Regions from separate parts of the Homo sapiens genome. Here region 2 is linked to region 1. The links are chromatin loops, found by intact Hi-C in ENCODE. Cell type or tissue: mammary epithelial cell. All regions are shown on one strand. Each heading gives the region's core, and the rest is flanking DNA. Links, peaks and the distances in the headings are about the cores only. Region 1 overlaps GALNT16-AS1 (GALNT16 and EXD2 antisense RNA 1). Region 2 overlaps GALNT16 (polypeptide N-acetylgalactosaminyltransferase 16).

The links. Peaks named below come from ENCODE experiments on the same cell type or tissue, not always from the same donor. Only the 100,000 strongest peaks of a DNase experiment are listed, where the experiment ranks them.
Region 2: it touches region 1 in a loop (2.7-fold over the local background); 27 of 110 quality-filtered maps call a loop at or near these places.

What each region holds. Positions count from the first base shown.
Region 1 is chr14:69,244,480-69,256,896 of GRCh38, forward strand. All of the region lies in intron 2 of GALNT16-AS1 (GALNT16 and EXD2 antisense RNA 1), which reads right to left. Among named protein-coding and RNA genes, the nearest start is that of GALNT16, 9.5 kb to the right of the region's middle. In mammary epithelial cell, for the core only: a CTCF peak has its summit at 3,751 (motif pointing right); no DNase peak of the experiment used is centred there.
Region 2 is chr14:69,329,073-69,341,489 of GRCh38, forward strand. It overlaps GALNT16 (polypeptide N-acetylgalactosaminyltransferase 16), which reads left to right. Exons shown (of 15, transcript NM_001168368.2): 7 at 2,392-2,479; 8 at 4,013-4,097; 9 at 4,425-4,528; 10 at 9,579-9,705; 11 at 10,455-10,547. Among named protein-coding and RNA genes, the nearest start is that of ERH, 63 kb to the right of the region's middle. RefSeq lists enhancers at 5,167-5,667, 5,668-6,168. In mammary epithelial cell, for the core only: no CTCF peak of the experiment used is centred there; a DNase peak (open chromatin) is centred at 6,529.

The DNA.
Region 1 (12,417 bases), core at 647-8,646:
ATGGATCTTTCTTTCTGGTCTTTTATGTTTCCTATTATAAGATGGTTATTTTTTGAGAGTACCTAATCCCCTTAGGGATACACTGAGAATCAGTTTCTGTTGGAAGAGATAAACTAAAAGAGGGTATAAGAATGATTCTTGTTTTGATTAACTGTTGATTGATATGAATAACATAAAAATAATACATAATCTCCCCAGTACTTTTTTTTTTTTTTTTTTTTTGACATGGTCTCACTCCAGACTGGAGTGCAGTGGTGCAGTCATGGCTCACTGCTGCTTCAACCTCCAGGGCTCAGGCAATCCTCCCATCTCAGCTTCCCAAGTAGCTGGGACTACAGCCTTGTGGCACCATGCCTGGCTAATTTTTTAATTTTTTTGTAGAGATAGAGTCATGCTTTGTTGCACAAGCTGGTCTCAAACTCCTGGCCTCAAGCCGTCCTCTCACCTTAGCTCCCAAAGTACTGGGATTACAGGTATGAGCCACTGTGCTCAGTCCCCCAAATACTTTTGTTTTGGAATTCAGGTATAATTTTCAGGCATTCACCAAGATACCCCTTGTGCAAGAGCCCAGCACCTTCTGCCTGTCCCAGTCCTGGAGTAGTTTTGCATCAGGCAATGGAGTAGGGATGACGTGCAGCCACACAGCCCATGTGTTCAAAAGTACCGATTCCACCAGCCTGCTAGGAGACGTATTAGTCACTCCCTTTGCTTGAGGAAGCAAGGCCTTGCTTAAATGCTAGCATGTTATTTAGAAAGGTGGGAAGTACATTAGACCATTTTTTTTTTAACCAGCTTTATCTGTGGCCAACTCTGGTTGAAGGCCCCTAGAAACTGGGTAACTGGACCAAATGGTTAATCATTTGAGAGATAATCAAGAACTGCCTTTGCAGAGGAACAGAGTTGTCAAAGGACCTAGTTCATGCATCCTGGGTTGTACCCCCTTCTGATGTGGTGCAGGCTGCCTCAAAGGTCATTTTGTGTTGTGACTGAATGGAGATAATGTCATACCCTCCAGACTGAACTCAAAGCATTTGCTTTTTGCTATTTGTTATTCTTGAATTTTTCTCTCTTGCTGGATGGGTAGCCTGTTGCCTTTCTCCCAGCATAAGCTTCAAAAGCTGCCGAGTTTACAGGCAGCATTATTATAAGCATGATGTTTGGGTTCAGAAAATTCCTGAGTTGAAATGGCTACTTAGAATCTGCTTCTGCTGCTGCTGCTTTTTTTTTTGTTTTTTTTTTTTTTTTGAGACAGAGTTTTGCTCATGTCATCCAGGCTGGAGTGCAGTGATGCAATCTTGGCTCCCTGCAAACTCTGCCTCCTGGATTTAAGCGAGTCTCCTGCTTCAGCCTCCCAAGTAGCTGGGGTTACAGGCGTGCACCACCGCACCTGGCTAATTCTTGTATTTTTAGTAGAGACGTGGTTTCACCATGTTGGTCAGGCTGGTCTCGAACTCCTGACCTTAGGTGATCCGCCCGCCTCAGCCTCCCAAAGTGCTGGGATTACAGGCGTGAGCCATCGCACCCGGCCCCTACTTCTGCTTCCTAAAGATCTCCCTTCTCAGGCTGCAGCACGCCAGGGCGGAGTTGAGATTCTGGCCACTCAGGCCACCAGGGTATCTATTAAGTCCTGGGTAAGAAACAGAATTTTGAGCTTAGTCAGCTACAGGGGGCTGAAAAGGAATGAGACTGAAACATGGATAATTTTAAAGGAGGTATGTTTGTTTAGTGGGGATGGGGTAGGCTGGGGGCTTGTTCATGAACTGAACTTTAAATTTTGCTCTTTCCTATACCTAGTTCTGTCATGTATTGGAGGATCAAAAAAAAGTGTGCTGGTGACTGAGGTTCTGGTTCCAGCCACCAGCTGTGTGCCTTTGGACAGATCACTTTTCTGGGCTCCTTTCTGTATCTATAGAGGTTTGAATTAGATGTGCTGTAAGGGCCCTCCTAGCTGTAGCATTCTGTAATCCACCCCACTGTTTCCTTATGTGGCCCTTTCCCTTGAGTACTGTGTACTTTCTGCTTTGTTGCACACTCTCGTCCCACCCCCAGCGCTGGGAATGGAGACTGCATGGAAAGAAGGGTAATGAGGGAAGCAGGATGCCACACCATGGCCTCATTGACTAGGGAGAAGCCTGCTCTCTCCATCTGGTGTCAGAATACCTGTCTCACCAGAGATGTCTGTGTGTGGGGAGCTCACATTTCCCTATCGCCCAGTCCACTGAATAATCAGAAAGAGAGAAGGGAAATCTGTATGTTTAACCACATTGCCAGTGCTCTAGGATTTAATAGGAGATAAGTGTAAAAGGGAAATGAGGCAAGTGTGCCAGGTGTTGTAGATGGGAGGATATTGAGTGGGGAAAGACTGTTTCTCATTTTAAGGATAAAGAAATTAAGATTTTATATATATATACACACACACACGTATATATACATATATACGTATATATGTGTGTATATATACATATGTATATATACACACATATATGTATGTATATATGTATGTAATGGAGAATTGAATTGGGTACTTTGAAAAAAAAACCTTAAACCAATAAGTAAAAATACTCTTTCTGTGTTTTGTGTGTGGGGTTGTAACAGCCCAAGAATATTGGAGGCGTCCACACTGTTAACGTGTTCTTACCCATCCATGAGTGCTAAGACATGAAGAACTCACAGGGAGACAGGGAAGCATCTCCGGAGCCTGTTTTGTATAACCCTGACATGCCTTGGACTTTGTCCTGCTTGCCTTTGCCTTTGCCTGGGCATCAGCTAGACAGACATGTGCAAAATGTAAAGTTTGCATTTTATAAGCTGCTGAAGACATTTCTTTCTATATCTCCATCCCCTATGACCTGACAGAAAATACAATTTCTAGTCCATCCTTGTGCTTAGTTTCAGTCCCAAAGTGGATTGGCTTTTCATTGTGTAACACAGATTTGTATCAAATGTGTTCATCTTGGAGCTCTTTCCACAATAATCACCTAGATCTAGACATGAGCCCCTGCTTTTACCAAATTGGGGTCCTTTTGTTGTTTGTTTCAGAAAAAGTAGGCAGCTAGCCAAACAGGAAGCTCAACTACATTTCTCTGCCCTCTCCTCGATGGACCCTAACTTTATCTAAAATTCTGAAATTTCTCCTTATATCCCATGGAATCAACTAAAGCCCTGTTGGCTGGCTTCGTTTCTTTTTAATCACGATATGTATGTTTGGCCCTGGAGGTTTGGTAAGCCTGAGCTGTTGCACATATGGCTGCCTCTGAGTTCTTGGACACAATGAGCAGGACTAAAGTTGGCTACAAAAAGGAACAGAAGATGACTTAGGTTAGTTTTTCTTTTTTAAATGTTATACAAGTGCAGAGCACTTGGCTGCCATCCCCCTCTCAGACCATCAACAGAACTTGACCTTGGCCAAGATTTTGCCTCATCCTCTCGGCATTTCAGCATAGAGTTGCGTTTCAGCCATGGAATGCTTAACCAAAAGCACATGCTGTAGTGGTGGTTTCCAAAGAGTAAGTTTTTGCAAAAAGTCCACATAATGTTTCCTCATAACAGCAGCTTTCTCTGAACCACCAACCCAACAAACCTCTAAGTGGTGATTTTTTGGCTTATTTGTCCACAAGGACTGTGATTTTTTGTTTTGTTTTTAGCAATACTTTATTAAAGTGCAGTATAAGTAACATATGATAAAGTGCACACATCTAAGAATACAACTCAATGAATTTTGACAAATGCATATATCCATATAACCACCAGGGGCTGGTGTTTTTAATATTTTGTGAAGCACCTATTCTAATGATGTACGTTTTGGGATTGGAAGGTTGTGCATTCTTCTAGCTGAGAAAATTACTATAAAACAGTAAATCCAGATCAAAATGTGATGAAGATCCACCTGCCACAGAGAAAGTATTAATAGAATATAAGGCTAGGGTGTAGGAGAAGTGGCCCAGGAAAGCCATCCATGCAAATTTTGTTTCCTTCCTACTTGAGAGGGTTGGGGATGAGAGGTCCGTCCTTCCCTGGCTCATAAGCCCATGAGTTGTGTAAAACACTGTTCAGTAAGGCAGAATATAAGTCCTCTTATATATTGAGTCCAGACAGTTTTCCCTTTTGTCACATCTAGTGGATTTGGTTATTGCAAAGCTTCATGTTTGTTTTTAGTAAGTTAATTTTTAAAAATAGGTAAAATGTGCACATAGTATAAAATTTTTAAAAAACATATAATGAAAATCGCTCCAGTCTTTCTGCCCTCCTTGAAGGCAACCAGTGTTACTATTAATTTGCATCCCTCAGAGAGATTGTATGTGTGTGTGGTTTTGTTTTGTGTTTTAATTCCCAGGTTTCTTATTTGGTCGCGAACCAATAATATTCTCCACCCCTTTGTTTCACACTTTAGGCTCTAGTTTAGGGCATTTATGCAGAAACGTTTTGGATACTGCAGCCTGAGTAGGACTACTTCTTTTTGTTCTGTACCACGAAGTTCATCCTCTATATCTGTCAGCTGGTTCAAAAGTTCATGTTTCTCACAGGATTGGCCATGGGTTGAGAATCACTGAAGCTGTGTGTTTATCATAGTGGGCCCCCTCTCTCTCTATATATATATATATATATATTTGAAATTTTCCATTAAAAATGTTCTTTAAAAACTCAGTCTTTTGTTTGTTTTAAAGTAATGCTTAGTTGCAACCTAAAAGCAAACCATAGATTAATCTCTAGACAGAACCCCCTGCCCCACCATCCAAGTCAGACATTCAGAGTTCCCAATTTGCAAATTGTGACCTAGGATGGTTATTCACCTTTACAAGCCATCCTTCTGTTTAAACATAGGATTGACTTCAAATTTATTTTGAAAAGCCAGCTTCTCTGGCAGGTAAAATTTGATTTATACACTAATTCTTTCAAGAATATGAATATCATGCACAACAGAGGGCTTATATTCTGCCTTCTTGAACAGTGTTTTACACAACTCATGGGCTTATGAGCCAGGGAAGGAAGGACCTCTCATCCCCAACCCTCTCAAGTAGGAAGGAAACAAAATTTGCATAGATGGCTTTCCTGGGCCACTTCTCATAGACCCTAGCCTCATATTTTATTAATACTTTCTCTGTGGCAGGTGGATAAGGAGTCAGGTCTTCTCCAAATTAGAACTTCCCAAAGATACACAGTCCAGAGAAAGGAGCGAGGCTGTTGGTGTTTTCCAATTCAAGTCCCGTATGGTTTCCCTAGGGCCATTTTACCCTTGATGCCCTTTCATGCTCGCTCCTTTGTCTTGCCATAGTCTAAACACCCAAGGCCTCTCAGTCATCATTAAGAATATTCCCACTGGTCAGGGAGTGCCCTTTGAGCGTGCCCTTAAGAGCAGCTGTCAGATTTGAGCAGCATCTGCTTTCTGACAAGCTTGAAAACAGGATGAAGGAAGCCATTGAGTATTTCCCAGTGGAAATGGTACCACAAGCTGCCTTTGGGACTGTGTTCAATATGCGAGGAGTTTAGTGGCCTGGCAGCTTAGGTGGGGGTGGGGGATGTAAGTGTGGGTCATTCAGGATGGAGCAGGGATCTTCCCCATCCTGAATGGTCTCAGCCATGTCATCCATGCAGGGTCCTGATGCTGGAATCCTTCCCTCTCCCTCAGCCTTCGGCTCCAGCCTTTTCTGGGCAGGGAAACAGAATGAGGCAAAATGCCTGGTGTGTTTTAAATAGATTCTTCTTGTGGCAGCCAATGAGTCCAACAGCTTGGAAGGTGAGTGACCCTTCCCGAGAGACTTATGTTGTGCCATTTCTCTTGTCCCTAGCCCCTGGAATACTGACCACCTCGACCCCTCCTGCTGTCCTCCCCTTCGACCTAAACTCCAGTGATGTTAGCCATCCTCCTGCTGCTCCCTAGATGGACTGTCTTCAGGCTTTTCTGGTTTTAGTATTTATTACACTTCCCACTTGGCTTTTTCTGTCCCCAAAGCTGATTTTCCTCGTGCTATTTGTCCACTCCACCCAGTGCACATCCCCATCTGCTGCTGCTTGTCTGACTGTCATGGCTTCCCGATGATCTTCTTGCCTCCACCTTCCCGTGGCCTGCTTGGGGACAGCCCAGCCCCACCTGGGCCTGTGTGCAGCTGGGGAGGCAGGAGAGGCTGCTCATTGCAGTGGCAAACACTGGGGCCTGCAATGTGAGGTCAGCAGTCAGTGCTCCAGCACAGCCAGGACACCCCAGATTGAGCATGGGCAGCGTGCAGAGCCATTTTCAAAAGAGTATCTTTTAGCAAAGAGAGTTAGGACTTCAGAAGACCAATGTGGCCTCTTCCCACCCTATCCACGGAGACCACTTACAAGACCTAAGCATCATGATCTCTGGATTCCCAGTAAGGGGTCATACAAAGGAAGGACATGAATATTTTTTACTTGCTAAGGGGAGATTGGCTGTGTTGATTCTGGAAAGATGTAGGGTATGGGGTATGTGAATGGACGGTAGAGGCTCCTACCTCGAACAATCTCGGTTGTGGGGCAAGTGAGAGCTCCAGACTAGGAAGCAGACCTCAGTGATGATGGCTATTCTTGGCAGTGTGGCAGTGCCATAAGTCGGTGAAACAGGTAATGGGGGGGATCAGAAATCTGAGGAGGGGCATAGAGAACATAGGACACACAAGTGATGGGCCAGCACCCATTAAAGGTTAGAATCAAAAGAGGAAGGTCAGGTGGAGGCTGGATGTCATGAGGGAAAGTTGATGAGGAGCAGGCACTGGGGAGACCAGGGCAGTGGGACCCTGCCAGAGACCCTGCAGCTCAGCTCTGCCACATGGAGGCAAGCAGTTTGGGGATAAGGCCAGGAACAAAGGGATCTGTGAGGACCCTGTCTCCTACTCATCTCTTGCCCTTTTATTATTTTTTATGAGCCTGTCCTCATGTTATATTAGTAGTAGAAAACAAACAAAGGCAGTCTGCATTTGAAAGGGGATGGCACAGCCTGGAGAATTTAAGGCTGGATGTACTTCCCCTTTTGCTGAATTCTTAGGCCTCTTTGCCCATCTGCTGCTGGAGCTATGGGGCCAGTCCCTTACTGGAGCACTCTGAATGGAATCCCTACACAGCTCGACAGCTCAGATGAGTGCCGGCGGCAGGGGTAGCCAGCAGCGGGTGTGCACCCACAGAACCCCTCCAGGCCCATGGGGCAGCCGGGGGAGCAAGGCTGTTGGCCAGCCTGGCTAGAGAGGGACCCTTAGGGAGGGTCTGGTCTGAAGGCAGCTTCCAGCGTGTGACTCCAGCTCAGTCACTGGGCTCCTCTTCCCCTAGGCACTGAGCTGCAGAGAGGCCTGAGGTAGAAGAAAGAGGAAGGAAAACTTTTTTCTTGCTGGAAAAGAATTTTAGGTAAAGAGGTAAAAAAAATTGAAAAGGCACAAAGGGTATACAATGAAGGTCTCTCTCCTACTCATGCTCCCCTCAAACTCCCCTCCTCAGAGGCATCCCCAGATGTACCAATTTCTTGTACATTCTTCCAATTTCTCCTTTTTTAGTCTGCTGTAATCCAGAAGTTTCCAGATTCTTGAACAAATGGACTATTTTCAGTTGTTGGGATGTGTGTGTGTGTGTGTGTGTGTGTGTGTGTATGTCTGTGTGTGTGTAAGATGTAGAGGGGGGGATCAAATGATAATAAAGAAAATTGTATCCTAGTTGATTGCCCATCATTCTTGCTGAGGCAGGGAATGGTTTAAAACATTAAAACAAGTAAATAGAATTCTAAAATGCTAGCACTTGAAAGGACCTTCCAAGTACTTTTTTCTTTCTTCTTTTCTTTTTTCTTTTCTCTTCTTTTCTTTTTCTTCCTTCCTTTTTTTCCCAAAGCCCTCCCCATAAACATGAGGAAGAGGCCCAGATAAGTGACTTTTCCAGGGTCACCATGCTAGCTGACAGCATATCAGCTACTGAAGTGGAAATTAAAGCAGTGTTCCTGGAATTGGTATGTATCTTGAAGCTGTCAGTATGGCTGAAGATATCCATCGATATATTCTGAAGTGTCATTTCTAAAACCCAGGTTTCCCATCTCCCAGTTGTCCCAGTTGCCCAAGAAAATACTGCGTGCTCCATCTTTAGGTAGTGGTCTTTGTAAAGATAAGTGATTCAGAGGTGGAAGGAAAGACAAGTGATCAGACATGGATTTAGAAATTTTCTCCGGTGGACACAAATAGGAGGAAAGAAATTAGTAATTCCAGGAAAAGCCTGAAGTCAAATTCCAATTGAAAACAGAGCCTGTGCACACATGCACCCGCCCACCCACCCATACACAAGTACTGGCAGAAGACAGAAGATGGCTGCCGGCAAAGTCTATTGTCTGTCTGTCCTGCTGGGCTCCGGGCTGAGATTCAGGGTCCAGGCAGAGGCTGTGAGAGGCAGCATAGCGCCATCCCTCTGCCAAAAAACTTGCAGCCCTCTGGCTTACTGTCACTGGGCAGGTATTTTCTTGTTGGGCAAAAGGGATAAATGTCAACTTAGACTGGACAACTAAGAAGACAAGCTGTGCGTGGGGAGGATGTGCCTGGCCATGCCACCATGGAGCTCTGCCACCACTGGCTCCATGAGCACTGATAGACAGCCCCAGCTGTTTCCTACCACCTACCAGGAGGAAACTCCATAAAATTTACACGCTGATAAAATGGCAGGATGATATTTTAAAATCCTCCCTGTTTTGGCATCAGCTCCAGACACTGTGAGCAATTTCAGTGTCCAAGCCAGACTGATGGGCCTTTTGATGGCTTCAGAGGGTGGCTTCAGTGAGAAGGGGACATGTAGGACTGTAAACATTGGCTGTAAAAGCCTTCAATTGCTTTGAAATGGTAAATTTCCAGGCAATGTAGATCTGATGTTATATGCCTCCTGCATTAACAGCTTTTTCTTCCCGTTCAATTATTTTGACTGGTAAGGGAGTAGAAATTACACTTCAAAATATATCGATGGATATTTTCAGCCTTGCTGAGAGCTTCAAAATATGTACCAATCCTGGGAACATTGCTTTAATTTCTACTTCCCAGTTTCACAAGGAAAATGGAGATATCAATTATAAGCACCATTAAACTGAAGGAAATGCAGGACCAGGACTATGGATCTCTCTTCAAATTCTCTTTGGTCTTGTCACCTGACCTTTTTGATATGGAGACAAATTTTATTCAAACCCTAGGTCAAGGGGTCCATCCTGGGTTTCCCGATAAAGCAATGAGTATTCCTAAGAGACTGGGTCCAGGGACTTGAATTAAGGCATCTGACAGAGGCAGAAAAAAATGCCAGTTTTCTGTCTCTCCATCTTCACACGAGGCATCCAGAAGCCCTCATCTCTGACAACATGGCCTTTCTGCCATGCCTAGGTGCTGGGTACATAGGCAGCCACCCAGCAACATGTTCACCCCAGTTGTGTTTCTGGCTTTCTCATCTCTACCTGACTGGCGACGTCCACTCTCCCTGAGCTCCATATCTGGATTTATAGATGCCTTCCTGGACCGACCACAGACAACTCAAGTTCACTGAACACACCTCCCAAATTGGCTCCTCCTCCTATATTCCCCATTTCAGTTAATGGTTACATTACACCAAAGCACTAGTCTCCTAATCAAGAAACTTAACACGCTATTCTCAAATCCTTTCTCTCACATCCACCTCAAACTGACCACCAAATCCTACCCTCTTTCTCTCCTGCTTCAGTGTTACTGCTCTAATCTGTGCTTCTGTGGAGCTCTATTATATCATCTTGTGATTTTTTTTTCCTCTGAGGCAGGGTCTTGCTCTGTCACCCAGGCTGGAGTGCAGTGGCATGATCATAGCTCACTGCAACCTCAAACTCCTAGGCTCAAGCTATTCTCCCCACTAACCCTCATGAATAGCTAAGACTACAGGCATGCACCACCATGCCCAGATAATTTTTAAATTTTTAATGGAGATGAGGGCTCACTATGTCTCCCAGGCTGGTCTCGAACTCCTGCTCTCAAGCAGTCCTCCTGCCTTGGCCTCCCAAAGTGCTAGGATTACAGGCATGAGCCACCACACCCGGACTCATCTTGTGATTATCTATGTGTATTTCCCCATTGTCAATTACTGGACTCTTCAGAGGCTACAACCAGATTCTATTAATTTTTGTATCCCCAGTACCTAGAAGTGCCTGGCATGGTAGGTGTTCAAGAAGGAAAGGAAAGGAAGGGACTGGAAATTCCACGCCAATGGGCAATCAAGCACTGGCTTTACAGTCTGAGTGGGCTATTTGGCATTTTCATGGGACAGAATGGGGAGTAGCAGCAGCTGCCACCCTCAATATTCATTCATTCATTTACTCTGCCTAGATATTTAGCGAGTGCTGCCAAGATGCCCAACACTGTGCTAGAAACTCATGATACATAAAAGGAGGCTGCCAGTCTCTGCTTAGAGGAGCTCCCATTCAAGGGAAAGACAGGCATGTGGTAGGCACTAACCTGGCATCTTGGGCCATGTAGTCTGATCTGAGGACCTTGGCCACCCAGCTCTGCAGAGGCTACGGAGAAGGGGAAGTGACTCAGGAGAAGGTAGTGGAGACGGGAAGGTCAGAGAGGCCTTGGAAAGGGCTCTGCCTCTGGGATCAACTCTGCTGAGGAGTGGTTTTATTTATGTATTTCTCCTTTGTACAAATTCCTTGCTTGTTAATGAAAATCATTTGACACATTTCTAATTAGCCTGCAGCCTCTGCAATCCTATTATTCCCAAATGCAACACCTGGGTTATTTCATGATCCCTGGTAACATTTATGGTTCTTGCAGTTGTCCACCAGAATTGGGGTCATTCCTTCTGCTACTTCTCATGGGACCACAAAGGACTTTCTCTCCCCCCTCATCCTGGGGCAGGAAGGTTTGGCCCTGGCTCCATGACTTGGGGAGGAAGCACTGGCAGGGGACTCCCTACACTGGCCCGCCCTGACCCTAAACGAATCACCCCCTTTGTCTGTGCTCTAGTCCTGTACTCATTTCTCAAGTGCTTGGCTTAAGAGAGAAGTGCATTTTTTCATAGAGCTACACTGCCTTTTCTCCTCCTTCCCTCTTCCTCTCCCTTCCTTCCATCAACAAATAACTATGCGATCGCATTCCAAGGGCTTCAGACAAACAAACAAACAAAAAAACAAATACTACACACTAACAAGCATGTACTATTTGCCACTACTATAGGCACCGGGGAAACAGTGGTAAGGAAAATATACAAGAACCCCAGTCCTCTTGGAATTTTTACTCCAGTGGCAGAAACTAATAAGTAAGAAACCAGGGTTATCAGACAAGTAGGAGGAGGAGGATTGACAATAAGAAAACTGCCAAGTTCCTTTCAAAGAGCTAAGTCCTTTCCTCCATCTATAATGGTTTATAGAAACTACCTTATAAATATCTTTTCCTTAGAGACGATTGGTGCATTGAGTGCGCTCAGCTGGCAGTGGGCAGCGCATGCTCCACTTTATGCTGGCACCTCCGTGGGCATCAGTCTCCTCCCCTGTGGAAGGGGGATGATTGCGCCTTCCTCACAGGGTCGTTATGAGTATTCTGAGATCGTGTATCAGCACATTGCCTGTTGCTTGGTAACATACATTCTGTCCACCATCCCTGCCTTCTTTCCTGCTTAGAGCAGACATGGGCCAGTAAGGGTATCCAATCAGGTCCCTTCCCTACCTTCTGGGCCCTGCTGCTGTGGACAGAGCAAGAGCTTCTGAGCTGGCCCAGCACCTCAAATGGGAGGCTGGGGCCCTGCTCTGTGCCTCTCCCCTGCCTTGCCTCCAGCCTGCTCAGCAGAGGCTCTGGAAGATGCAGCCACCCACCCACGGGCAGGACAGTCTATGACTGCTGGACATTAGCCATGGCCAAAGAGGCTGGCATCAGGTCTGTTCTTGGCAGCAATAGTGAGCAGTCCCTTTCAGGAGGCCCCTTTCACCTCCAGCAGCCAGCAACAGCCTGCAGGAGAGAGCCCCTGGGGGGTGCTTATGAGGCACTGGATTTTACATGACTTTATTTCATCCTATCTTTCCCAACAAAGTTGTGAGGTAAGAGCTGTCAGTGCCCCATTTTGCAGTTGAGGAAACTGAGGTTAAGAATTTGCCCAAACCACTCTCTTAATTTGTGACAGGATCAGCATTCAAGTTCAGGTTGTCCAATTCCAGAGCCAGGGCCTTACACTGAGCTGTACCCTTTCCCCCTCGGTTATCCACTCCTCCACAACCCCCACACCAAAGGCCCAGAGGCAGAGAGCTCCCTGGGGCATCTGGGAGCCCCAGGGGCATGTGGAACTTTGCCCAGCTTACCCTGAGTGCTGGCTTTGACAGCTTTAAAACAATATGAACTGTGCCTAAGAGAAATCCTGAAAAGGAGGAAATGCAAGTTCAAAGTGGCACAGTTGGTGAGACCCCCCCACCCCAGGACATCTTATATCCCTCCTTTTATGGAT
Region 2 (12,417 bases), core at 2,136-10,135, 86 kb after region 1:
AGGGGCCTGGAGCGGTGGCTCACCCCTGTAATCCCAGCACTTTGGGAGGCCGGGGAGGGCAGATCACCTGAGATCGGGAGTTCAAGACCAGCCTGGCCAACATGGTGAAACCCCATCTCTACAAAAGTACAAAAAGTAGCTGGGCATGACGGCGGGTGCCTGTGCTCCCAGCTACTTGGGAGGCAGAGGCGGGAGAATCACCTGGTCCCGGGAGGCAGAGGTTGCAGTGAGCCAAGATCACACCACTGCACTGCAGCCTGGGCAACTGAGCGAGACTCCATCTCAAGAAAAAAAAATTGGCAAAGGATTTGAGTAGACATTTTTTCAAGGAAGATATAGAAATGGCCAATAAGCCTAGGAAAAGATGCTCAGCATCATTAGTCATTAGGGAAGTGCAACTCAAAACCATAATGAGATGCCACTTCACACCTACCAGGATGGCTAGAATCCAAAAGATGGACAATAACAAGTGCTGGCAAGGACATGGAGAAATAGGAGCTGTATCAGGCCATTCTTGCATTGCTATAAGGAAATACCTGAGACTGGATAACTTACAAATAAAAGGTTTAATCGGCTCACGTTGTACAAGCATGGCACTGGCATCTGCTTGGCTTCTGAGGAGGCCTCAGGGAGCTTTATTCATGGCAGAAAGTGAAGGGGGAGTAGGTACCTCACATGGCGAGAGTGGGGGCAAGAGAGAGTTGGGTGGAGGTACTACATGCTTCTAAACTAACCAGATCTCACGAGAAGTCACTTACTGTCAGGAAGACAACACCAAGCCATGAACGATCCACCCCCATGACCCAAACACCCCTAACTAGGCCCCATCTCCAACCTTGGGGATTACATTTCAACATGAGATTTGGGGGGATAAATACCCAAACCATATCAGGAGCCTTCATATATTGCTGGCAGGAATGTAAAGTAGGGCAGCCACTTTGGAAGGCAGTCTGGCAGTTCTGCGAAAGTTTGAACATAAGTTAGTTAGCATATGACCCAGCAGTGGAGCTGCTAGGTGTAGACCCGAGAGAAATGAAAACATATGTTCACACAATAACTTCAGAGCAGCACTATTCAGAATAACCAAAAGGTAGAAAAAATCCAAATGCCTATCAACTGACGAATGGGTAAATAAAATGTGGTGTATCCATACAACAGAATTATCCAGACATTAAAAAAATGAAGAACTGATACATGCTACAACATGGATGAACTTTGAAAACCTACGTGAAGTGAAAGCCAGTCACGAAAAGCCATACATTATATGATTCCTTTCATAGGAAATGTCCAGAATAAGCAAATCTATAGAAACAGAAAGTAGATTGGGTTTCTTGTCGGGGTGGTGAAATGTTCTGGAACAAGATAGTGGTGATGGTTGTACAATCTTGTGAATATACTAAAAACCATCAATTGTGTACTTTAAACCTGTGATTTTATATCTCAGCACAAAAAAAAGTCTATAAAAAGGATGAGGTGAGGCCCTCCACAGAGCACTGAAAAACCATCAAAGGTCTCTGTTGATCAGCCCCATCCCGGGCTTCCGTTATCCTGATCTAGGGTGGGAACTGAGGGGCAGAGCTGGATTCCAAGTTCCAGACAAGAGGATTTTGGGGGTGAAAGCAGAGTGGGGAAGGAGAAGAAAGAAGAGGCTCTGTTCCGTGTCCCCCATGGAGGGCGAAAGATGAGAAGGCTCATGAAGGGTGATGAAGTTTTACATGTGGTATATGACATAATCTACCACCCCAAAAAAGAGGCCAGCAAAATCAACATTATTCATCAAGGTTTTGGATTTGGATTTGTGTTCTGGGAGGTGATGCGGGGAGTGGCGAGTCTGACCTTGTAACAGTGGATGTGGTATGAGAGGGATAGCACCCAGATTACATGGGGACCTCGGAGCCCCTGCCCTCCAGCTGCTAGTAGTCCCATTGGGAAGACTCAAACAACTATAATACAAAGGTAAATGATATTAATAAAGCAACAGTTCAGACCAGAAATAGAAGAGCCACTTCAGGCAGCACAGTGAGTCACTGTCCCAGGAATCATCTAGGCTGTCATTGTAAGAGTAGCTTAAAAGAGGAAAAAATCCTTCAGCCTGCAGCAGTCAAGGAAGGCTTCATGGAGTAGGTGAGATTCTAGCAGGGCTCAAAATAATGTGTGAGGAAGAGGCTTGGAGAGTACATGGGAGCCAAATAGGAACATCCAGGAGCTTGGGTGTGGTGATGCAGGACAGCTGCCAGGAGCCTGCCAGGGTTGAGGGGTGGCCCTGGGCATACCCTGCAGGAAGTGCTGAGTGCCCCATGTCTCAGAGAGGCCTTCTCCCCAGAGCAGGCAGCTAGGCCTTTTTCTGCAGAGAAGTCCCAGGCCTCACACCATCTCACATCTCTCTCCTAGGACCACACCCGCGTGGTGAGTCCCATCATTGATGTCATCAGTCTGGATAATTTTGCCTACCTTGCAGCATCTGCTGACCTTCGTGGAGGTGAGTTCTGCTCCCGGGGGTGGGGCTGTAGACATGAAAGGAGGTAGGTGAGGCTAGGCAGGCAAAAACCCTTGCTTGCTGCTCTTTCCAGCTGTGCCAGAGACCCTCATGAACACCCCTTCCACCACCTCCAAAGAGAAAATGAAGAGGGATTGGGTGCAGCCCTGGGACTGGGGACAAAGGAGCAGAGCTGGCAGTTGCAGGCTTCTGATACAATCAGTAGCAGAGCCAGACTAGTCTCTCATCTTTCCCTCCCTCCAAATATTGACACTTTCTTCCCAAATGCTGCCAGCCTAGGGATCATGGCCACAAGTCCCGGCAGAAGGCCATGATGTGACAGCTGTCTTGAGGATGGGGAGTAGGGAGCCCTCAGCCTCACATGACTTCCTAACACATGCGCCCCAGAGATGGTCAAGACCAGTGTTGTGTATGGCAACTATCAGCCACATTTGGCTATTGAGCTCTTGAAATATGACTAGTCTTGAAAAGTGACTAGTTGGAATTAAGAGTGCTATAGGCATAGAAGACCCACAGGTTACCCAGACTTAGTGTGAAAGAATGTAAGATACCTCATTAGTAATTTTTTGTATTGATTACATGTTGAAATGACAATATTTTTGATATATTACATTAAAAATATTTCGTCCAAATTAATTTCATATATTCTTTTTCTGATGTGATTACTAGAACATTTTGAATTACGTATTTGGCTTACATTTGTGCCTTGCATTATATTTCTTTTGGACTGTGACGGGCTGTTCAGTACAGTAGATAATAGTCACCTTTGGTTACTTAAACTTGCATTAATTCAAATTAAATAAAACTTAAAAGGCAGTTCCTTAACTGTACTAGCCACATTTCAAGGCTCAGTAGCCACATGAAGTTAGTGGCTACCATATTTGACAATGCAGATACAGAACATTTCATCATTGCAGAGAGTTCTATGGAACTGTGCTGCTCTAGAGAATCTGTTGCTGGGAGCTGGCGGGCACAGTGGATTTCCTGTTTGGGATCTGGACTCCCAGTATATGGACCCAGCCATTAGTTAGATTGTGAGTCTGAGTGGGATTCTGAAGGGAGCCAGGCATTTCCCCTTTGGGAAATCACCTCAGGGCTTTGGCACTGGCAGCTGCCCCTGCCTTGAATTCCCTTTCTCCAGGTATCTTCATGGATCTATCCTTCATTCAGGTCTCTACTCCAAAGTCACCAGAGAGCCTTTCCTGACTATTCTAACTAAAATATTAATAGTATGGGCACTCCTTCTTTGTTTTCTTCTTTTTTTTTTTTTTTTTAGTACTTTCATCCCCAGCTGACATAGTCTCCACTGATTTATTTATCTTTGTAGCTTCTGTCTTACCCAGTAGATGGTACACTTCCTGAGAGGAGGAGCTTGGCTCATTCCGAATGAAGGAGGGACTGCACGAAGAGCCCAGGGCTCTGATCAGGGGAGACTCCGAGGGGTGGTGGAGTGAAGGGTCTCAGCAGCCCGCAGCTCTGCCCTGAGCTCTGTCCTCACCTTGCTGTGTCCCTTAGGGTTCGACTGGAGCCTGCATTTCAAGTGGGAGCAGATCCCTCTTGAGCAGAAGATGACCCGGACAGACCCCACCAGGCCCATAAGGTCAGAGCTGCGGTGGGCTCTGGGGGACCCCTTCCTTCCCTGGGTCAGGGGCCTGGGAGGCTCTTGGGAGGCTGTATCGGTCGCTTGGGCTCCTGAGGCGCACTAAGTGCTGACTCTGTTCTGGGCCTTCGGACCCTGTATGCAGGGACAGCGAGGACAGAGGCCACGGGAACAGATGTGGGGGGCCAGGGAGCTGGCCAGACATCCTGCCCCAGTGACTCTGCAGGGAGGGATCTAGAGGCAGACGGTCTTGGGTCCTGGGGCCATCTAAAGGGCCTCCTTGCTTCTCCAGCTCACGTGTTGCGTCTTCCCTCTCCTTGCTCCCAGGACGCCTGTCATAGCTGGAGGAATCTTCGTGATCGACAAGTCCTGGTTTAACCACTTGGGAAAGTATGATGCCCAGATGGACATCTGGGGGGGAGAGAATTTTGGTGAGTTGGGAAATAGTGACAGTGAAAATAACAGTAGCAGTAATAACCACAGTTAACCCTGACAGAGCACTTTCTATGCGTGAGGACCTGCTCTAAGGACTTTACACACATGAGGTCATTTAATTCTCTCAAGGACCCTCTGAGGTAAGTACCATGATCTCCATTTTACTGATTTTAAAACCCAAGGCACAGAGAAGTTAAGCAATTTGTCCAGAGCCACACAGCTAGTAAACAAAGAGGTTCTATTTAGGGGGAGCCCGTGGTCACATGGCTGGACATGTGTGTGGAAGAACACACAACTGTATCACAGACCACAGCTTACACACGTGGCTGCTTCCCTACCAGCAAGGCTGGGAGGTGTGTGGTAGAGGGTGGTGGTGAAATGCTAAGTGATGGAGTCAGATGGCCTGGGTGCAAACCCTGACCCTACCACCTGCATGCTGTTTGGCCCTGGGCAAGTTAAAGCCCTTTAAAGTCTGAGTTTCCTCAAGAGGTTGTTATGAGTACTAAATGAGGTGATGAGTTAAAGGCAGGTCACAGTGCTGGTGGCCACTGTCATTAGGCAGTCTCTAGACTCAGAAGCACAGGAAGCTGCCCCTCCCTGCCCTGAAGCAGCAGCGAAGGAGACAGAGGTGGGGGCAAAGTGTTCCAGTAGGGAGCTGGAGGGGGCTGGACCCTCACACACTTGCTTCTCAGCTCACGGTGTTGGGGCCACAGAGTACCAGGGAAGGGTTACCAAGTGGGATCGGAGCCCAAACTCTGGACTCCAGTATGTGTGGGCTGGCAAGCCAGTCAACTCTTTGAACCTCAGTTTCTTCATTTGCAAAACAGGGTTGCAAGTGAGATGGAGGTTAGATAAAGGGTGAGCATCAGTTAGGGTCCTGGCAGAATACGGAAGGTGCAACCGACTTGAGTGTTTATTAAAGGGCTTATTTACATGGTGCGGGCAGGATAGAGGGAACCATAGGGACAGCACAGTACTGGGCAGGGCTGTGACTTCTGGGAGCTGTAACCACCCCAAGGTCTGAAAGACAGGGTGAGGGAGCACCCCACGATGGAGCTGTGGTCTTGGGGCACATGCAGCCAGCCCATGGCACCAGGTGGAGAGTGTCAGGGCTAAACACTCACCCTCACTCTACCCCCACCCCGTCATCTCCTGCTGGTGCCTCCCTGTCTGCCTGAGGAAGGGAACCCAGCAGTGCAGCCCCCAGGGGCTGTCTCACAAACAGCGACGTGGAGACGGGGGCGGTGGGGAGCACCATTCTGGGGGTCTCCAGGAGCAGGGGCAGGTCCTTGGTGGCCTGTTCTTGCCCTCTTGGTGGGCCCAGTCCTTCACAGAGCCCTCTCCCACTGCTTCCTTCTTCTTCCTGACCAGGTGTTCTGAGCAATAACTAGCACTGGTGGTATCTCACCCATTTGACAGGTAGAAAGACTGAGGTGGATGCTGCCTTCTAGATTTCAGTCCGGAAACTCCACATCTAATGGGCGTATGCAGCTCCTTTACCAGAGCCACTTATGTGTTGTGGGACGTTGGCAAAGGCACAGTCTATGTCTCTGAGACGTTAGGAGCAGGGATTCTTTAACTCTTTCTCCCTGATGAGGAAAATAGCAGTGAGGGGGCTTGCAACAGGCCTGATCCCGACTCAAAACCAGCTGGAGTGGGAATGGGCATGGGACTCCCCCAGCTTTGTAACTTGCTTTTGGAGGCTGTTTCCAGGCAGGGTTCAGAGAAGTAAATTCTGGGAACTGGGGTGCAGTGACCCCTCCATTCTGACCCCTTTCATGTGTTTTGGGTCCAAGTGACCCGCTTTGTGTCTTCAATCTCGGCCTGAAGGGCTTTGGCAAAGCCAGTTTCCTGTGAAGACTTGGAAAGCTGGGAAACCCACAGTCTCCTTGCTCTGCCTCCAAAGGCCATTTTTTCTTTTTCTTTTTTTTCTGAGGCTAGAGACAGAGAAACAAGTGAATGATCAAACAGCTCATTTCAAACTCTGCCTGAGGCAAGGGCTCCGTGGTTGGAGAACTTGAAAGGTGAACCACAGAGTGGTTCTGGCAAGGGTTTTGTTTCTTAGAAGAAATTCAAAGAAATGTCTGGGCTAGCTGCAGTGCTCAGACGTTCAGCCGCTGGGACCAGTTTTGAGCTATGAGACTCCTGTCGCTGGTGGGTTTGAGCCTTTCCTTTTATTCCTTTATTGAAGGAAGGGAGATTTCCAAACCAAGACGTGTTCTTTTGTCCCCAAAGAATTCCAAACTCGGGAGCCCAGAGGCCACCTTGAGTGGGGCTGGCAGATGTGCAAGGTTAGGATCCCCAACAAAGATGTGTTGGGGATCCTTTTAAAACATAGATTATGTTGCTTCTGTGCTCAAAACCTTGCAAGAGTTCTCATGTCATTCTGAGGAAAACCCAAACTCCTTACTGGCTACAGGGTATCTGCCTTTCCCTGCAGCCCCGCAGCCACACCCCTGCCCTCACTTCCCACTTCTCCCACCCTGCCTCACTCCACGTGGGCTGCACGGCCTCCTTTTTTTTCAGACAGAGTCTTGCTCTTATTGCCCAGGCTGGAAGGCAGTGGCACAATCTTACTCATTGCACTCTCTGCCTCCAGGGTTCAAGCGATTCTCCTGCCTCAGCCTTCTGAGTAGCTGGGATTACAGGCACACACCACCAGGCCCGGCTAATTTTTGTATTTTTAGTAGAGACGGGGTTTCACCACGTTGGCCAGGATGGTCTCGAACTCCTGACCTCTCAGGTGATCCACCCGCCTCAGCCTCCCAAAGGGCTGGGGTTGTAGGCGTGAGCCACCGCCCCCAGCCAGCATGGCCTCTTTGAACTTGCCAGCTGTGCTGTTGCCTCTAGGGACCTGCCCTTGCCGGCTCCTCTGCCCGGAATGCTCTTCTCCTGCTAGCCACAGGACTTGCTCCCTCATCTGTTTCAGGTCTTGGCTCAAATGTCCCTTTTATAGTGACAACTCCCCTCATCAGCCTGGTTTAAAACATAGTCTTAGTCCTCCCCCACCACCATCCACTGGCCCTCTTCAGCTCCCAGCCTGATTCATTTTTCTCCATGGCCCTAACTACCATCTGATATGCTGTATTTATTTTATTTTTTATTTTTATTTTTTTCATTTTATTTATTTATTTATTTTTAGAGACAGAGTCTCCCTCTGTCACCCAGGATGGAGTGCAGTGGCACGATCTTGGCTCACTGAAACCTCTGCCTCCCGGGTTCAAACAATTCTGCCTCAGCCTTCCAAATAGCTGGGACTACAGGTGCATGCCGCCACACCCGGATAATTTCTTTTGCATTTTAGTAGAGACGGGGTTTCACCATGTGGCCCAGGCTGGTCTCGAACTCCTGAGCTCAGGCAATCTGCCGCCCTCAGCCTCCCAAAGTCCTAAGATCACAGGCGTGAACCACCGCACCTGGCTGACATGCTACATTTTTATGCATTTTCTTGTTTACTTGCATTTTTTTGCCCCTTATTTTATGGAGTTCCCGTCTTCTCACTTCCCTGCTAGAGTACAAGGGAATCTAGAGCAGTGTCTGACATATAATGAAAATTTGCTGAGTGAACTAAAGAATCTGACAGTGTGGCTTGCTGGACACAATGTGAACTTGATGCTGCACTTCTGCAACTGAATATTTGAGTGACCTTGGAGAGGTTATTTAACAACTTTGAGCTTCAACGTCCTCGTTAAAAAAAATAAGGCTAAAAATCCTGACTTCACATGGTTGCAGTGAGAATTAGATATTGGATAGAAAGAGCATGGCATGTAGTAAGTACTCAGTAAATGGATGGTTACTGCTATTGTTATGGCCATTGTTGATAATAATAACAATAGTTAATAATATTATAGACATTATGGGCTGAGTGGGATGAAGTGACTTAACTAGCATAACAAAGTTGGGATGGCAGAAATGGAACCAGAATGCAGATCTTCGGCCCCCCAGGACTGTGCCCAGTTCTACGCCTTAGTTGCTGAGGCCAAACACAGAGCTCTGACCAGGAGAAGGGACGGATGCCTGGCAGTTTATAGGCAGACCTAGGGAAGCCCATTGATATAGCCATCCTTACATGTGGGTCCAGGTATGCCAAGTGTCCGGTCCTGGCCCTGAACCACATCTGGACGTCACTTGGTGCACACAGGCTGGCCAGAGGTGGGCTTTAGTCCTGCTTCCTCCACTCTGCCCTTTGCTAGTTACTGGGAGGGTCCTGACCAGCTATGCCACGTGAGAGCCCCCAGGCCTGGTTGGAGATCATGAGTGTCCTTAGAGCCAGCTGAGGAGTGGGAAGAGACTATAGGGTTAATATGAAGGAAAGTACGAAATCAAAAGAGATTATGTGAGATTCAGCCAGCTGTCAAGGTGGGTCCTTACCATAAATGGCAACTGGTGAGCGGAGATCAGAGTGGTAACTTTTGAGGTCCCCTTCTGGGCAGCAGGATGGCCACTGCTCTCCCGACACCACTGGGGACCACAGTCATCCACAAAAGCTGGTTCAGCTCCACCACCGCTGTCAAAAGGAGGCATGGCTCAAGAGGGCCAGTGAGAGCCTGTACAAGGAGACCAACTGGGTCAAGAGGGAGGTTGGGGCCAGCCCAAGAGGTGCCAGCTGGAGCAGCCTGTGGTTTGGTTGGTGGCTGGTTTTCCGACCTCTCAGGTGCACAGAGCTGGCTGACGAGCAGATGTGTTTTTCCTTAGCTCATGTCTGTCTGGGGCTTTCTAGACAGAGCCTGGAAATGATGCCACTGTTTGGTTGTTTTCCTTCTACTTATGTTCTTGGTGTTCCTTCAAGCTTTTTCCACTGCTCTTCCTGGAATGGGCCACGGGGATCATGTGTATATGTGTGTGTGTGCATGTGCACGTACACACGTAGAGTGGGCAGTCAGGAACCTGTGCAAGGAGTGGGAGCACTCCATTTGAGCAGGCCCAGGAGCCCCGACCCCAACATGTACCTCCAGTGAGACACCAAAGGGAAGGGAAGCCAGCCCCTTCCCACCCTCACTTGCCAAGGAACCCCTTCCTCCTCCTGACGGCTACTATTTCCTGCAGAGCTCTCCTTCAGGGTGTGGATGTGTGGTGGCAGTCTGGAGATCGTCCCCTGCAGCCGGGTGGGCCATGTCTTCAGGAAACGGCACCCCTACAACTTCCCTGAGGGTAATGCCCTCACCTACATCAGGTAGGTCACCGAGAAAGGAGCACGGGACTCAGAGGAGGACACCAAGGCCCAAGCCCCCAGCCTTGCCAGTTATCACTATGTGACTGTGGGCAGCCACCTCACTTCTTGGGCCTCAGTTTCCCCATTTGCCCCCTCTGGTAACATCCTGGGATTGCAGGTACCTTCAGGGGTGGAGGGAGTTGCCACCAGGTCTCTCTTGCCTTGAGACTCATATGGACTTCCTTTGTCCATATGAGTCTCGGAAAATTGGCCAAATCCCCAACTAAGCCATGCTCTCCACTCATGGAGCCCCGAGTGCTGGTCATGGATGCCTGTGCCCCAACCCTGACTTGATCAACCATCTGTCCATCCCTATCCCCAGCTACAGGGTGCACTAGTCTCAAGGGAGAGTGGGTAATGTCCTAGAAGACCACTCCACGGTCTGCTCTCCTGAGGAGGTTGGCAGGGGAGGATGAGGGACTTGTCATGAGCACCCTCGTACATGTGGATGGTTCTTCACCTTGTCGAGCTCATGCTTATTCGTACAGCGTCTGGAGCAGCAGCTGCCCAAGTCTAGCTGCATACCTACAAAGTCGATGGGTATTGACAGACTGTCTTCCAAAAGGACCGTGCTAATCTATACCATCCAAGTATCACCTTGCTCCTGAGATTCTCATCGTCCTGTATTCATGGATCGATTAATCTTGATCCTGACCGCTAACCCTGTTGCTTCCCTGGTGACCTTATTTTGCTCTTTCCTCTCCTTTTAGGAATACTAAGCGCACTGCAGAAGTGTGGATGGATGAATACAAGCAATACTACTATGAGGCCCGGCCCTCGGCCATCGGGAAGGCCTTCGGCAGGTGGGCCCCCCCAGCTCCACTGTCTGACTCCCTCTACCCACATTAGCACAACCCCAGCAAAATACGAAGTGGTATGTACGCCAGGGAACCACCCGCCACCTCCCCAGCCACTGAGGTCCCACTCTAATGGGCTTCTTTGGGTCCTGGGAGGGAATGCAACCGCAGAGACAAGACCTTAGGCTTTGAGGAGCGTGAAATCTCATGGGAGAGAAGGCTCGCTTATGAAAAAGAGCTGCCTGTCCACAGCTGCCTGCAGAAGAACAGGCATCTGTGGAACTGCTTAGGAGGGGGCTGCCTGCAGAAAGCATTTGGGGTTCTGCCTCCACTCCCTGTTCAAAATTGAGATCTGTTAGCCTATTTTCCTGTCATGGACTGTTAGGACTATGGTCTAGTTAAGCATTTTCAAAATGCAGATGGGTTGTGAAATCAATTTAGTGGGTCGTGACCAGCATTTAAAAAGAGAGAGAGAGAAGTAGAACCCTATAGATTAGATTAGTACAGAGCAGGATAGAAAATAAGAGTTGATTGCAGTTAAGGGTTAGTATTGTCCTTATGAAACTCTTATTTCCGTTGTGGGTGCATGTGTGTGCATGCATGTACCTACACATGTACAGTTGCCCCTCTGCATCTGCAGGGGATTTGTTCCAGGACCCCCCACGGATACCAGAATCCACACAGATGCTCAAGTCCCTGATATAAAATAGTGTAGTATTTGCATACCCTATGCACAACCTCCTGAATATTTTAAATCATCTCTAGATTACTTATAATACCTAATACAATGCCTACACATCACGTCATTTGCATGGATTCAATGTGGTACTCGATGCGTGGCGAATTCAAGTTTGGCTTTGGAACCTTGTGGAATTTTTTTTTTTTTTTCTAGATGGAGTCTCATTCTGTCACCCAGGCTGGAGTGCAGTGGCACAATCTAGGCTCACTGCAACCTCCATCTCCTGGGTTCAAGCGATTCTCCTGCCTCGTCCTCTAGAGTAGCTGGGATTACAGGCACGTGCCACCATGCCCAGCTGATTTTTTGTGTTTTTAATAGAGATGGGGTTTCACCATGTCAGCCAGGCTGGTCTCGAACTCCTGATCTCAAGCGATCTGCATATCTTGGCCTCCCAAAGTACTGAGATTACAGGCATGAGCCACTGCACCTGGCCTGAAATTTTTTCCTAAGTATTTTTGATCCAAGGTTGGTTGAATCCATGGATGCAGAACCCACAGATACTGAGGGCTGACTGTACATGGGGCGTATTATATTACAAATGTAAGATAGTTATCTCCTACTTAAGCTTGTGGTCAGAAAAGTTTGAAAACACTATTAATGATGATCAATGAATCTTCTCCCTATTTATTCATATCTATCTCCCTTTTTTTGAAAAAATAAGTTATGTCACTAAATATTTCTTGTAATGAGGAACTAACATTTACTTAGCACCTGCCCTGTGCTAAGTGCTTCACACTTAATTCACTTGATTCTCACAAAAGCCTTCTGAGATGAGTGGTCGTGTCCCCAGTTGAATGTAGAGGAAACTGAGGCTCAGATAGCTGGTGACGAGGGCCGTCAACCAGTGGCCATTGTGGTGGGTGTACCTGAGGAAGGTGAGGATGGCGGTGTCCCAAGGACACATCTAATGGTTTTATTTGCCAACACATCTAAAGATGTTTAAAGCTTGCTCTTCCTGCTGTTAGACCTTCCTCCTGTACTTCTCATTAATTCTGCAAAGATAAAGACCAGTTCATGGTCTGCTAACAGAGGTCTTAAGGAGTGAGAAGCCGAGAGAAAGGCATGGTCCCGTATGGTCTGTGCTCACCCTGAAAGGTGAGCTCCAGGCAGGAATTTGATGAGTGAGGCATAGCCAGG